Linked DNA regions of Homo sapiens: region 1 is linked to region 2. A link is a loop called in an ENCODE intact Hi-C map of the cell type or tissue named here. Cell type or tissue: heart left ventricle. All regions are shown on one strand. Region 1 overlaps DYNC1H1 (dynein cytoplasmic 1 heavy chain 1). Region 2 overlaps DYNC1H1 (dynein cytoplasmic 1 heavy chain 1).

Region 1 (8,000 bases), 70 kb after region 2:
AACACCAAAATCCGCAAACGTTAACTTGCTTATATAAAATGGCACAGTATTTGCATATAACCTATGCACATCCTCCAGCATACTTTAAATAATCTCCAGATTACTTATAATCCCTAACACAACATAAACAATACATAAATAGTTGTTATACTGGCTGTTTTTTACTTGCTTTCTTTGTTATTTTTGTATTGTATGTATTGCTTTTTTCCCGCAAATATTTTCTATCTGTGGTTGGTTGAATCTGCAGATGTGGAACCACAGATATCGAGGGCTGACTGTAACCTGAGAGTAGCATCAGACATGTTACATATATTACAGCTCAAACAGAAGATAGATGCCATGATATGGCAACTAAAAGGACAGTATTTTAGAATTTATATTGAATTGGAAAACTTCCTAATTTGAAGACATGAAATCAAAGACACTGAATTTAAAGACCAGAAATCTTTTGAGCGTTTTCTTTTCCTTTTTTTTTTTTCTTTTTTGAGACAGAGTTTCGCTCTTGTTGCCAAGGCTGGAGTGCAATGGCACAATCTCGGCTCACTGCAACCTCTGCCTCCCGGGTTCAAGCTATTCAACTGCCTCAGCCTCCCAAGTAGCTGGGATTACAGGCATGCACCACCACGCCTGGCTAATTTTGTATTTTTAGTAGAGACAGGGTTTCTCCATGTTGGTCAGGGTGGTCTCAAACTCCCAACTTCACGTGATCTGCCCACCTCAGCCTCCCAAAGTGCTGGGATTACAGGCGTGAGCCACCGTGCCGGGCTTGAGTGTTTTCTTAATGTGTTTGTCTGAGTCAATTAAGATTGATATTAATTTTAGGCTGGGCACGGTGGCTCACGTCTGTAATCCTAGCACTTTGGGAGGCTGAGGCGGGTGGATCTCCTGAGGTCAGGAGTTCGAGACCAGCCTGACCAACACGGAGAAACCCTGTCTCTACTAAAAATACAGAATTAGCCAGGCGTGGCGGTGCATGTCTGCAATCCCAGCTACCTGGAAGGCTGAGGCAGGAGAATTGCTTGAACCCGGGAGGCAGAGGGTGCAGTGAGCCGAGATCGCGCCATTGTACTCCAGCCTGGGCAACAAGAGCGAAACTCCGTCTCAAAAAAAAAAAAAAGATTTATATTAATTCTCTTAGTAAGAATTTCTGAGTTTGAAAAGAAAAAAGATTCATATTAATTCTCACAAATTTATAACCTGAGATAATGGTAATATTTGTACTACTCACCTATTGGATTTAACCCCATAATGAATGTCTATGTTGATGTTATAGGAAATGAATTCTTTTTCTTCTTCTCCTTCATCACCGACGTCCTCTACAAATCATAATAAATATATCAAATTAATATCAACATTTCCAATTTCTTATTTATCAACTGCTTAGACAATGACTATTTTCTCCCTACTCCCAGCCTGACATATCGACACCTACATGACTTGGCACTATTTTTCCCTTCCTATCCGTTTTTTTCCTCACTCCTGACTTTGCTGTGTGACTTTGGGCAAGGCGGTTGTCTGTGAAGTGGGGTAGCGTGAGCATGCCAGGGCTTCTGCAAGGATAACTGAGTTGGTGCATGAAAGCACTGGAACAGGGCCTGGCGGTGGGCAGTGCTAGCCGCTGCTGGCTATGGCCAAGTTCTCAGCATCCCATCCCAGGAAGCTCATTCATTGTGCTTCAAACACAGAAGTCACTTTCCACCCCTGCTCTCAAGAATATTCTGCTCAGCCGTTCACTCAGCAACACCTGTGTGATAGGCATTTTACTAAGCACTTTACAGCTATCATACATTTAACCCTATGGGGTTGGTGTGACTATTATTATCCTTGTTTTCTCCATAAAGAATATCAGTAACTTGCCCACAGATACTTGGGTGGGAAGCAACAATGTGAGAATTCAGAAGTTTGTGATTCCGAAGTCCAGGCTCCTCACCACAATGTAGCATGGCCAGTTTTCATCAAGGCCAGGCCCAAGACAAACCCCAATCAAGAAAAGTATCAAGAAACATCCCAAGGGTCACTGAGAAGCATTCGTCTAGCCTTGCCCTCTGCTGCGCCACACCACTTATCTGAGTCTGTTCTGGGTTTGACTTATGAATGTATCTTCCTCCCCGGCTGTGAGCTCTTGGAAGGCAGAGACCACGCTAGATTCCACGCAATACAACATGCACACAGTAGTCACTTTCAAAAGCTTACGGAGGCCGGGCTGGTGGCTTACGTCAGTAATCCCAGCACTTTGGGAGGCTGAGGTGTGGACCACTTCAGCTCAGGAGTATGAGACTAGTCTGGGCAACATGGTGAAACCATGTCTCAATTTTTTAATAATAAAATTTAAGTTTAAAAAAGCTTACTGGAAATTAATAGTAAGGTAGCCTCAAGAAGCATGTGAACCAAATTTCTAAATTAAAAATCAAGATTGAAGAACTAAAAAAAGTATAAGAATAGAAAATAATCTAAACCTCTACATCTAGTACTAATCCATGCAATGCCTAAACATTCTAGTCAAATTATCTTTGCAATAACGTACTGTATGAAATATATGTTGGCAAAAATTACAATCTATGGATTAATTTAACATGATTATTTTATACATAGTTCACCTTTTAAAAGTCATGATGTAATAGAAAGGGAAGGCTGGGCGTGATGGCGCATGCCTGCAATCCCAGCACTTTGGGAGGCCAAGGCAGGTGGATCACCTGAGGTAGAGAGTTCGAGACCAGCCTGACAAACAAGGAGAAACCCCGTCTCTGCTAAAAATACAAAATTAGCCAGGCATGGTGGCGCATGCCTGTAATTCCAGCTACTCGGGAAGCTGAGGCAGGCGAATCGCTTGAACCCAGGAGGCGGAGGTTGTGGTGAGTTGAGATCACGCCATTGCACTCCAGCCTGGGCAACAAGAGTGAAACTCCATCTCAAAAAAAATAAATAAATAAATAAAGGAAAGGGCAGTAGTTTCAACAGTTCAAGTTCTATTGCTTAGAAGATATGTGACCTTGAGAAAGTCATTTTTCTTTCTCTGGGCTTCAAATTTGTAAGGTGTAAAATGGGTGGTGGAGCAGGCAGTAGAATATTGAGTTAGGTGGTTATAAGGTTTCATTAAGCACTAAAAACTATGAAACCTGGATACACAGGGTCTGAGCAAAAGCTATTTGCTTCCTTAGCTATTGTTTTAAAAATCTTGCTCCTTCTGTAAGCATTTTATTTTAATTAATTAATTTATTTATTTAGAGACAATGTCTTGCTCTGCCGCCCAGGCTGGAACGCAGTGGCTTCATCACACCTCACTGTAGTCTTGATCTTCTGGGTTCAAGAGATCCTCCTGCCTCAGCCTCCCAAAGAGCTGGGACCCCACGCTCATGCCACCACCTTCAGTGGATTTTTAAAACATTTTTTAGAGATGGGGTCTCTCTATGTTGCTCAGGCTGGTGTCAAACTCCTGGGGCTCAAGAGATCCTCATGCCTCGGCCTGGCACTACAGGCATGAGTCATTGCGCCCAACCCCTGCTTCCTTAGTTTTAAGATGAGACAAATACAAAATTCACACTAAAGAGTATAAAATATTAGTCTATCTGGCCAGGCGCGGTGGCTCATGCCTGTAATCTCAGCACTTTGGGAGGCCGAGGCGGGCAGATCACTTCAAGTCAGGAGTTCAATACCAGCCTGGCCAACATGGTGAAACCCTATACCTACTAAAAATTAAAAAAATTAGCTGGGTGTGGTGGTTGGCACCTGTAATTTCAGTTATTTGGGAGGTTGGGGTAAGAGAATTGCTTCAACCTGGGAGGTGGAGGTTGCAGTGAGCTGAGATTGATCTCAAAAAAAAAAAAAAAATTAGTGTATCTATCGAGAGACAATAATTCTTCCAAATTATTGTTTTGGGTATATTTGGATATAATTTTAGGAAGAGGAAGGAGTAGGCGGCAGAACATTCTAGTATGCCAGATACTTGCTATTTTTTAAAACGACTATTAAAAAAACTAAAGAAAGCAACCAATTTTTCTAACCACTCAAATGTAGCTAGACCACAAGAGAAATCACACTGCCTGAAAGCAGCCACACACGATTACAACCTGTAAAATGTAAGCATAGAGAATAAAGAACTATCTCCAAACTGAAACAGCTGTCAAAGTACTGCGATGATTTTCTCCCTCAATTTTCTGAATTTTCCATATTGTTCTACCATTTATATAAAATATGCCATCAAAATAACACCGAAACAATATACAGAAAATAAAATTAACATTCTATAATGATCAAAGGAAATCACTGACGCAACTAAAAATATGGCTTGTTAACTCTGAATCATTTCTACCCCCCATAAAGAGTCATCATTGATACAAATAAAATCACACAGAAATTGCGCAGTCCGGACACAGCATATGAGCATGTGGCCTACACTTCCTAATGCAAACCGGGTTAGGGGAACTAGGTGCCATTCCAAGAGATGAGTCACCGCTGTGTGGTGAGCGCTCCAGCTCTGCCCTGGGAATACTGCAATGCAGTAGAATGCTGCTTCAGCTCAGGAAGGCACACCCAATGACATAATCCTCAAACAACGATAATGCAAATAGATATTCCCTGCTGCTTTGCTAAATTCTAACTTCTCTTGATAATAACTTATGGAAGTCACTACGAACCAGTCACAGAAAACATCTTGGACTAGTCTTTCTGTGCATATTCCCTATAAAGACACGGATCAAACACAGTTGAGTATGTCTGACTCCCATTTACAGTCACACAATTTAGGACACTGTTTCAAAAACTGCCATCAAATAATAATCTGACATTCTACTTTTCTTTCTTTTTTTTTTTTTTAAATAGTTGTCCAGAGGAGGAAGGACACTTGATTATTAATTCTTAATAACAAAGAGGCTATTAGCCCTGTTATATTTATAAGCTTACTACAAACACAATCTGCACGTTTGATTAAGTAATACCACTTTCAGTAAAATTTGAATCCATTTCCTTATGCTTGGCAAAGTTACTAGTTAATACAAAGTTACTGTTAAAATGTAACAGACCAATACTGTACTATATGTCCATGCATTCAAAGAATCAAAGTACTGGGCCTGCTTCATGAGTTCCTTCCCTGCAAGCTATACTGACACACATTACAACAACTTGTGAACACTTCCTTGGTTAACTTTTGAGAGTTTATTGAATTTCTAGAGATGTTCAAAATGGCATTTAGCACTAACGTGTGTATACTTTTATTCAAAGACTAGTTTAATGTATTTCAAACTACTAGTAATTTGTATCATTAAACTATGAATTAGGTAAGCATTACATCTGTTTTATTTTTTTTGAGACAGGATCTCACTCTGTCACCCAGGCTGGAGTGCAGTGGTGCAATCACAGCTCATTGCAGCCTTGACCTCTCTGGGCTCAAGTGATTCTCCTACCTCAGCCTCCTGAGTAGCTGGGATACAGTTGTGCATCACCATGCCTGGCTAACTTTTGTATTTTTGTAGAGACAAGGTTTCTCCATGTTGCCCAGGCTGGTCTTGAACTCCTGAGCTCAAGTGATCTGCCTGCCTCAGCCTCCCAAAGTGTTGGGATTACAGGCGTGAGCCACTGCACCCAGCCAGCATTATGGCTTGTTTAATGGAATACAAAAACTATGCAATTTCAATTACCTTAAAAACTATACCACCCTCGACTGGGCCCAGTGGCTCATGCCTGTAATCCCAGTACTTTGAGGGGCCAAGGTGGGTGGATCACTCGAGCTCAGGAGTTTGAGACCAGTCTGGGCAAGATGGTGAAACCCAATCTCTACAAAAAATACAAAAATTAGCAGAGCGTGGTGGTGCATGTCTGTGGCGGGAGGATCTCTTGAGCCCAGGAGACCGAGGCTGCAGTGAGCTGAGACTGCAGCGCTGCACTCCAGCCTGGGCGACAGAGCAAGACCCTGCCTCAAAAAAAAAAAAAAAAAAAAAAAAAAAAAAGAATGATACGGCCCTCTCCTGAGTAGACAGGGCATGCCCTCTCAAAGTCTGGTGAACGGGCAGTTGGAAAAGGGACAAAGCACACTGGTAAAGTGCCAGGTGAGGCTGCCCAACTCCTGCACCCTTGCTCATTCCCTCATGTACTCTTCCTTCCAAACTTTCTCCCAGCCATACAGCAAGTCTCTTCCTGGTCTCAAAGCCATTCATCTCCTTTGGCCCGCATACACTACCAAATTACGTGTTAAATGTTCCTGGGGTTCTCTTTATCTTTTGTCTTCTTTCCCTTTTAAAATCCCAAACATGGGCTGGGCACAGTGGCTCACGCCTGCAGTCCCAGCACTTTGGGAGGCTGAGGCGGGCGGATCACCTGAGGTCAGGAGTTTGAGACCAGCCTGGCCAACATGGTGAAACCCCATCTCTACTAAAAATACAAAAATTAGCTAGACGTGGTGGCACATGCCTGTAATCCCAGCTACTTAGGAGGCTGAGACAGGAGAATCACTTGAACCCAGGAGGCGGGGGTTGCAGTGAGCGGAGATCGTGCCACTGCACTCCAGCCTGGGTGACAGAGCAAGACGCCATCTCAAAAAAAAAAAAAAAAAAAAAAAAAAACAACAACAAACCAAACATACTAATACCACATTATTATTATTCTGGTGGTCAATCACTATTATACACGGCCTCCCTTTTTTTCCCGCTTTAGTTTTCCCCTTTCTTGTCTCTGGCGCTTTCTCTTGTCACCTGCATGTCCACCCTTTCATCCTCCTGAGGGGCCATGACTTCTTTCCCACAACCACTCCCTGCTCTGGTACAAGGCTCAGAACACGGTGAGAAAGTCGGAGTATTCTCCTCCACCTGAAGATTTCCATTGTAACATCATTAGGAATATGAAGAGAGCATGAAACCCCATATAATACTTATATTTAACGTAAACTGGAGCTCATTTTGGTATTTCCCGAAAAGAAAAGAGAAAGAATTTTTAAAAATCTACTAAGTTATTAACACTAAAGGAACTTAAGACTTGGTACTTTTCAAGTTACTACTAACTCAAAATAAATAACAGATACCAAGGCACTGCAGAGATGAGTTTTTAGGTTTCAGAACCCTCCTTAGAACATCCTTTTCCCAACTGGGTCTTAAAATCCTAGGGTTTTGGTTTCCTCATTCATGAAAGATGAGGGCTGGGCTAAATCTCTCTTGCTGCTCCCAATCTGACATGCTCCGATGCTGACACGCAATTTTCATCCATGTTTAGTTTTTAAAAAGAAGTGATAACTGTTTTCCCTTTGCTGTACATAAATTTCGTTTACTATGCTACACTGCACATTCAAATTTATCTTGCTGCAGATGGTGTGTCCCACAGTGTGACAGCATGGGGCAGTTAACAGCCTCGCTGAAGTGCGGATACCACTGAGTGCAGAGCCTGGTAGCTAGGTTTGTTTTCTCCTTTTGAACTGGAGGCCCCTGGTACAAACACGCGCTGCCAGATCTTCCGTCAGGCCAAGAAGCATCTGAGTCTGATCTCCCTCTTTGTGTCTGCTGGAGCTGGAGGTACTGGAGCAACACTGTACGGCCTGCATCTGGCACAGTTCAATCCAGATTTTACTAGGGACAGAAAGAATAACTGGGTGCCCTAGAAGAAACTAGGTCACAGGGATCAATACAAATTCTACTCAGTGAATGTGGATTACAGTAAACTGAAGAAAGAAGGTCCAGATTTCTAAATAAAATGTTTCACTATAAAGCTGCTTTAGAAAGAAGGTCTTGGCCAGGCACGGTGGCTCACGCCTGTAATCGCAGCACTTTGGGAGGCCAAGGCGGGTGGATCACGAGGTCAGGAGATCGAGATCATCCTGGCTAACACGGTGAAACCCCGTCTCTACTAAAAAAAAAAAAAAAAATTAACCAGGTGTGGTGGCAGGCGCCTGTAGTCCCAGCTACTTGGGAGGCTCAGGCAGGAGAATGGCGTGAACCCGGGAGGCGGAGCTTTCAGTGAGCTGAGATCGTGCCACTGCACTCCAGCCTGGGAGACAGGGCGAGACTCTGTCTCAAAAAAAA
Region 2 (8,000 bases):
TGTTTTTAAAGCACAGACAATGGCCTGACCAGAAAGCTAAGGAGACAGATACAGAATAAGAATTGTTACCAGGTCGAGAACATGACTGTTAAAACTGACCCAGCAAGACAGCCACAGTGGCTCACGCCCACAGTCCCAGCACCAGCAAGACAGCCACAGTGGCTCACGCCCACAGTCCCAGCACTGTGGGAGGCGGAAGCGGGAGCATCTCTAGAGCTCAGGGGTTCAAGACTAGCCTGGGCAACATAGTGAGACCCTCATCTCTACAAAAAATTAGAAAGGCAGGTGTGGTGGTGGCACCTGTGGTCCCAGCTACTTGGAAGGCTGAGGTGGGGGGATCGCTTGAGCCCAGAAAGCTGAGGCTGCAGTGAGCTCTGATTGCACCACTGCACTCCAGTCTGAGTGACAGAGCAAGACTCAGTCTCAAAGCAAAAAAAAAAAAACGGAACCAGCAGCCCGAGTCCAAAGACTCAAGGAAGGCTCTTCAGGACCCTGGGTTTGGGTTCACTGTGAGACCTGGGCCAAGCCCCGGCCGGCTTTCAGCCCGACCATGAATGAGTGCGTGCTCGAGAGGCGCTCCAGGAGGGGGTGCCACCTGCCCTCTTAACTCAGAAAACTGGTCACCACAGTGTCCCTTGGCCTGTGACTGCCACCATGTGGCTGGGATTACCCCGAGCCTTGTGGTGCCTGCAGTGTGCTCCAGACCCGCCCAGCTCGCCTGGCTCTCCCTCCAGACCCGCCCAGCTCGCCTGGCTTTCCCTCCAGACCCGCCCAGCTCGCCTGGCTTTGGCTTTCCCTCCAGACCCGCCCAGCTCGCCTGGCTTATCCCTCCTGATTCTGTCCTGTTAACCAGCTGTGAGTTTCAGCAATGCCCTTGTCTTCTTAGCTTTTCTTGTCTTCTTAGCTTTTCGTGACTTTTTCCCATAAGAAAAAGTTGAGATTTGATCAGCTGCTGTCAACCCCACGTGTAGTGCTTGGAGGCTTTGTGAAGGCCAGTTGCTGGGCCCATCCCCTGTCCTGATAGAGTGCGCCTGGGCAGGGCCTGGGAACCCGCATTTCTTTTTTTTTTTTTTTGAGACAAAGTCTTGCTCTGTCGCCCAGGCTGGAGTGCAGTGGTGCCATCTCGGCTCACTGCAAGCTCCCCCTCCCGGGTTCACGCCATTCTCCTGCCTCAGCCTCTTGAGTAGCTGGGACTACAGGTGCCCGCCACCACACCCGGCTAATTTTTTTTGTATTTTTAGTAGAGACGGGGTTTCACCGTGTTAGCCAGGATGGTCTCCATCTCCTGACCTTGTGATCCGCCCACCTCGGCCTCCCAAAGTGCTGGGATTACAGGCTTGAGCCACCGTGCCCGGCTGGGAACCTGCATTTCTAAGAAGTTCTGGGGAGGCTGCTGCTGCTGCTGGTTTGGGAGCCACACTATGAGAGCCACTGGCTTAGAGAATTTCTTAGCTCCCTTCTGGCTCACAGCACTTGAAGTCTTAAAAAACATCTTGTAAGTAAGTGAAAAGGAAACAAAGACTGCTAAAAAATTCTAGGGAAGATGAATGGTTTTAAAAAATCACTTAATATCAGGTACTTTTCAACTCTTGAAGAAAAAAAAAAGAAACTGATTTTCTTTTTTCTTTTTTGAGACAGAATCTTGTTCTGTTGCCCAAGCTGGAGTGCAATGGCGCGTTCTCAGCTCACTGAAACCTCTGCCTCCCGGGTTCAAGAGATTCTCCTGCCTCAGCCTCCAGAGTAGCTGGGATTACAGGCACCCACCACCACACCTGGCTAGTTTTTGTATTTTTTGTAGAGATGGGATTTCACCATGTTGGCCAGGCTGGTCTCGAACTCCTGACCTCAGGTGATCCATCCACCTCAGCCTCCCAAAGTGCTGGGATTATAGTGGGATTATAGGCGTGAGCCACTGCGCCCGGCTTTTTTTTTTTTTTTTGAGACAGAGTCTCACTCTGTTGCCCAGGCTAGAGTAGAGTGATGTGATCTCGGCTCACTGCAACCTCCATCTCCCGGGTTCAAATAATTCTCCTGCCTCAGCCTCCTGAGTAGCTGGGATTACAGGTGCCTGCCACCATGCTCACCTAATTTTTGTATTTTTAGTAGAGACGAGGTTTTGCCATGTTGACCAGGCTGGTCTGGAAATCCTAACCTCGAGTGATCTGCCCGCCTTGGCCTCCCAAAGTGCTGGGATTATAGGTGTGAGCCAGTGTGCCCAGCCAGTAACTGCTTTTCAATATGAGATGAACATCTAAATGTTATTTCTAGGCTCATTTACATAAATATCAAGCCTTTTCTCTAGAACTGAGTTGATGCTGCAGAGAAGAGCCAGTTCTTTCCTCTGCCTCCCCTCGGAGTGGAGCTAGGAGCAGCTGGAGACTGGCAGGAAGGCCGAGGCTGACAGAGCCACACCCAGCATAACCAGGGAGGGCCCTGGGACAGCAGTGCACACTCACCCTGCGTGTGGGGACCCTCGCCACCCACCCCGCGTGAGGGGACCCTCGCCACCCACCCTGCGTGTGGGGAGGATCCTTGTTGCCTACCCTGTGTGGTAAGGAGGACTCTCTCGGCGTTGTTGGGCAGGCCCAGCCAGGAGGGCGTCTGGGTGTCGGGGAGCAACTCCACCCACTGCACAAACTCCTCTCGCCTAGAAAACCAGTGCATTTGGAAATGATGTCAGGGGTCACCTCTGAGTGACACCAGACGCCCTGACATCACAACTGTCTCCATTCCAGCAGGCAGCAGCATACCTGATGCCATCTGGCATTTGAATGTCTTTATGTCCGTCGACCTTGCATGCCAGCTTAAACTCACTGTCGAAACTCCTGGTTGTGAACAGGCGCTCCAGGAAGGTGTTGAGCAGACGCTGGTCAAACTCGTTGTCCACGCGCCCGCCATAAATGGACTGGGCCATTAAGGTCTTTAGTGCAGACCACGGGATCTTATCCGGTGAGATGTTCTGCCTGCCCTGGGGGAGGAAAAGCAGGGTTCGTGTGTGTGGTCAGAGGCGGGCAGGCCCGGGGCTTCCTTTCGAGGGGCACAGCTTTCCTCCTCACTCCCCATGGCCAGCTAGGCTTTGGCGGTCACGAGGGGTCAGCTCGCTCTTCCACGCAGAGTCTGGCCTCTCAGCACCACGCCCTGCAGCATCCTTCCCAGATACACGTCCACTGTCTGTCCTGGCATGGCCCACACTTGCCTTGGCCGTGTCATCCAGCCACGTGTCCACCGTATCGCAAGCTGACCGCAGGTCAGACTCTCCAAATTCATACTTCTTTGACCACCCCAGTGGTGCGTATCGTAAGCGTTCTTGGATGATCGCATGAAACCAGGCCAGCAGGAAGTACAAGCGGGCACGCTCGTTGGGAGACTGGTGAGGAAAGTGACCAAGCACAGAGTCATTAGAAAACAGCACTTCGCCAAGAACAGTGCAGATGCCAGGTCAGTCAAAGCTTTACAAAGAGCTCTCCACATCCTGACGATGGCAGCAGATTCACATGAGTACTGCTGCTAGGAGAAAAGTATGCCAACTTTTCTATTAATAGACGTGTCATCCAATGAGACCATCAGAATTTATTCAGCCAGTAAGAAATCTAGAGAAGACAGAGTTTCTAAGAATGTCAGAAAACGTGAATGTGGCACAAAATAGAACAGAATTGACAGAACGAAACCCCTGCCACAATCCCCCTCCTCTCGCCCAAGAGTTTCGGTCTTCACTTGGCGCCTGGGAGGGCTCTGTTTGGTCTTGGGGGCCTGTGCTGGGGGAGAGGAGATTGCCTGCCACCTGGGGACACAACTCTGAGTCCCAGCTTCTCCGTGGGCATCTCTGCTCCTCTGGGACCTCATCACACCCCATAATCAAACATGGCTTTTACTTTTCAACCTGCTCAAAGGAAGGAAATTTTATATAGAGACAGGATCTCACTATGTTGTCCAGACAGGTCTTTTTTTTTTTTTTTTTGAGACGGGGTCTTGCTCTTTCGCCCAGGCTGGAGTGCAGTGATGTGATCTCAGCTCACTGCCAACCTCTGCCTCCTGGGTTCAAGCGATTCTCCTGCCTCAGCCTCCCCAGTAGCTGGGATTATAGGCGCACGCCACCACGCCTGGCTAATTTTTTATATTTTTAGTAGAGACGGAGTTTCACCATGTTGGCCATGCTGGTCTTGAACTCCTGACCTCAAGTGATCTGCCCACCTCAGCCTCCCAAAGTGCAGGGATTACAGGCGTGAGCCACCACTCCTGGCCTGCCCAGACAGTCTTGAACTCCTGGGCTCAAGTGATCCTCCCACCTCGACCTTCCAAAGTGCTAGGATTACCAGTGTGAGCCACGGTGCCCGGCCATGGAAGGAAATTTTACCTACAGCTGAAAAGCAAAAGCAGCTGTGCAGTTCACCACACGGCACTTCCGGGGGCCCAGGGACCCACTTCTGCATTTGGTGATGGGACTGGGCTTTAGCTTCTATGGGGAAAGCATACCAGGAGGACAAGGTACTTACCTTGCATATCCGTGAGACGGGAATGCTGCTGAACGTCCTCAGCATGTTGGCCTTCACCCCTGGCGGTGGCTCGAACACAAAGATGCGGCCCGCACGGAGCAGATTCACAGGCACCTAAGGGAGAGCGCCGTTCCAGTTATGCTCGGGTGTGGATGAGGGCGCCTGTTCAATTCCACCACACACGTGCCGACAGCACAGTGCCAGGCCAGCCTGCAACGTCTCCACTCCTTCAACCACCCACCTTGGGGTTGATCTCCATGGTGAGGAAGAGTCGGAAGCAGGCATGCGGCTGCAGGGAATGCAACTTCTTCTCCAGCTGCATCAGCCACCCTGGGGCCAGATGCACATTCTTCAGCATCACCCACCTGCACACACAAAGTGAGAGTCACACAGCATGCCAGGCTGCCTGCCTGAATGCCTGGGGACTAAGGCTTTCTTCAGCCAAAGAGAACAGGCCTACCTGCCCGACTTTACAGCGGTGTTTATTGCCTTATCTGCTTGGTTAAAGCCTTCTGCAGAGCCTGGTGCAGGGAAACTTAGTGTTAGCAGCGGCAGCCTCGGACATCAATGCCCACCACAAATCCTGCAGGGCTCCAGCCCATGAAGCCCCTCAAGCATCCTTACCGATTGCAATTGAAGTGATCTGCGTGTTCTGCTCGGCTGCAAGGTCCTCGACATGTCCACTGGCATCATAACCAGGCACAGAGCACATTAAGACAGGAGTGTTGGGCTTCACCTGCAAACAAAGAAGGCAGAAGTTATTACAGTGCCAGCAAATAGTGTGTACCTGTCAAGGGAAAGGAGAGCCCCGAGTGAGGGGCCTGAGAAGATGTTCTTTCTGGGCCCAGAGGTGTGGGCACCATGCAGCCAGGAGTTGAGAATCTGCAGCGAGTTCCTGGTCTTAGGAGGAGACTGTAGCCCGGAGTGAGAGCAGATGCCAGGGCTGCTGCCACCTGTGGCTGGGGAGGTGGGCATGGAGTCTCGTGGGAAGCCCGGGCTGTACCAGGACATTACCTCTGTGCCCACAATGTGGGTCAGGTCGAGCGGCTGCTCCATGATGGACATGAAAGACTCCCCAAGGTTTGTTGAAACAAACATGTGGGCCATGGCCAACAGGCGATCGGGCCGGAAAGCCTGGATCAGGAGCAGGCGGTGGATGGCCTGGCCAATGGGTGCTGAAACAGGTACAGAGGGGTGGGTGCTGGGTGGAAGCATGGACTCAGAGACGCCCTCCCCTGCCTGGACTGTTCTTCCCAAAGTACCCACTCAGCAAATGCTCAGCATTTCAGGATCAGCTCAAATCAGGAAATTCAGCCACATCTGCTGTGCCTTCCGTGAGCCCTCTGGACACGCCTGTGAGAACACCTTACTACCTGGATGTATCCATAGGACAAAGGTGCCATTTGCTGATTTTTAGATTACTAAACTAATACCTGCTCACTTCCTGAGAACACCTGAAGGTACTCAGGAAGGGGGCTCCACGCTCTGCCCTCCACAGTCTGACACTTCCTCTCAGCCTGGCTAGCCCAGGGTCTGGCCTAACACACTCAAAAACGGCTGATGGCATTCCATTCCTGTCTGCAGCATGAATACAGCCAGTTAACTCCTTAGCATTAGGCAGGAGTTCCCCATCTAGTTCTCTTGTGGTCTTTAAGCATGAGATGAATAGGAATTGGAAATTTCTGATTTACTTCTAAGCCAACACCTACCTAGAAGCGATCTCCCTAAGTGGTTTCCTTAAAAAGTTTTAACATTGAAATACTTATCTTGGGAATCAGTGACCATTCATTCACAGACAGGCCTCTGTCTGCTGCCCAGGCTGGAGTGCAGTGGTGCAATCACAGCTCACACAACCTCGACCTCCCAGGCTCAAGTGACCTTCCTGCTTTAGCCTCCCGAGTAGATGGGACTACAGGTGTGCACCGCCACGCCTGGCTAAGGTTTTATTTTTTGTAGAGATGGGGCCTTACTATGTTGCCCAGGCTAGTAACTTTGTGTTTTTTGAAAGCATCCCTTTAAGCAGCAAAACCCAACTTTACATTCAGGTCCAGAAAGAAAACCACAGTGGGGCTTACTTGCAGGTGTTTCTTCACTCCAGAGGTAGGGCACAGTCTGCTCCGGGGAGCTGCTGTCCAGCCAGATGCCAAATTGCTGTGGAGACAATAGTGGAAGCACCCATGGAGCAGGGCTGGCCTCTGGGGCAGAACCCACGACTGAGCGAGAGTCTGACGCGAGAGCGCAGACACAACATTCTGGGTTTTATACCACATGCAATTCCTTACATTTCCTGGGAAAAGGCCAACATTTACCTACTGGGAACATTCAAGAGAACAATCACCTCGTCTGCCTGAACCTTTGCAATCAAGTCCTTAAACGCGGGAAGGCAGCTCAGCCTCACCACCGCCTCCGCCTGCTCCACAGTCAGGCCCTGGATCCTGGGGGTGGAGCCAGCACTCAGGACAATCTCATTTCCTCTCAAGAAGTGCTGGAATTCTGCATCGTAGGTGGGCTCCCTGCGAAGGGTGCAACAGGTTAGCTAGGGTCTCTCACGTTCACTCCCACTGTCACTAAGATAACAGCTGTGATTTAAGAAAAGAGAAAACAGGCCGGGCACAGTGGCTCAGGCCTATAATCTCAGCACTCTGGGAGGCCGAGGTGGGCGGATCACTTGAGGTCAGGAGTTTGAGACCAGGCTGGGCTGCCAACATGAAGAAAACCCGTCTCTACTAAAAATACAAAAAAAATTAGCCAGATGTGGTGGCCTGCGCCTATAGTCCTAGCTACTTCGGAGACTGAAGCAGGAGAATTGCTTGAACCTGGGAGGTGGAGGTTGCAGTGAGGTGAGATTACACCACGGCACTCCAGCCTAGGCAACAAAGGGAGACTCCGTCTCAAAAAATAAAATAAAGAAAATAAAAGAGAAAATAAAAGAAATAATAAAAGCATGTATCTGATCATGAAACCCTTGGGGGCCACCAGCAATATGGCATCCTCCTGTGGGCGTGAGTGCTCTTACCCCACGGTGCCCTTCAGTTTGATTCTTGCCAGCAGCATGGCAAAGGTAATGTGGTCCTGATGCAGCATGCCTCGAGCCACTCGGTTAAACGCCACCTGGGACAAGAGCAGGAGACGATGTTGTTCCATAAGAGAAGCAGCACCCTGCTTCCCCCCCGCCAGGGAGCGGCTGAGGACCTCACTCTACCTGGAAGAGGTCCTTTGTTATAATGGACAGGCGCTGTGTGTGGTCGGTGACACCCTTCAGGTTCGGGTTCTCGTATAGGACGTTGTGATAAATGTCCAGGAAAAACTGGAGGGAGTACTGGTACAAGAAGTGTATCTGAAAGGAAGCAGTGGGCAGCGGTGAGGCAGCTCCCTCGGCACCCCGCTGAACTTCTGCGTGGCCAAGGAGCTACTGTGCAGGGCCCGCCAGCCTCTGTGCGGCCAAGGAGCTACTGTGCGGGGCCCGCCAGTCTCTGCATGGCCAAGGCACCCACCTGCTTGAGGGAC

What was found. Peaks named below come from ENCODE experiments on the same cell type or tissue, not always from the same donor. Only the 100,000 strongest peaks of a DNase experiment are listed, where the experiment ranks them.
Region 1: a loop joins it to region 2, with 2.7 times the contacts of the local background. A loop is called at or near these places in 20 of 110 quality-filtered maps.

Annotation. Positions count from the first base shown.
Region 1 is chr14:101,969,028-101,977,027 of GRCh38, reverse strand. DYNC1H1 (dynein cytoplasmic 1 heavy chain 1) reads right to left here. Exons shown (of 78, transcript NM_001376.5): 2 at 1,229-1,316. Among named protein-coding and RNA genes, the nearest start is that of DYNC1H1, 8.5 kb to the right of the region's middle. RefSeq lists an enhancer at 5,913-6,413. In heart left ventricle, no CTCF peak of the experiment used is centred here; a DNase peak (open chromatin) is centred at 4,457; H3K4me3 peaks cover 1,124 bases; H3K27ac peaks cover 2,562 bases.
Region 2 is chr14:102,039,242-102,047,241 of GRCh38, reverse strand. It overlaps DYNC1H1 (dynein cytoplasmic 1 heavy chain 1), which reads right to left. Exons shown (of 78, transcript NM_001376.5): 60 at 7,988-8,000; 61 at 7,696-7,830; 62 at 7,510-7,604; 63 at 6,832-7,006; 64 at 6,569-6,644; 65 at 5,508-5,668; 66 at 5,118-5,229; 67 at 4,954-5,014; 68 at 4,735-4,858; 69 at 4,494-4,607; 70 at 3,197-3,367; 71 at 2,751-2,968; 72 at 2,544-2,647. Among named protein-coding and RNA genes, the nearest start is that of HSP90AA1, 44 kb to the left of the region's middle. In heart left ventricle, CTCF peaks have their summits at 651 (motif pointing left) and 3,485; DNase peaks (open chromatin) are centred at 711 and 2,540; H3K27ac peaks cover 1,568 bases.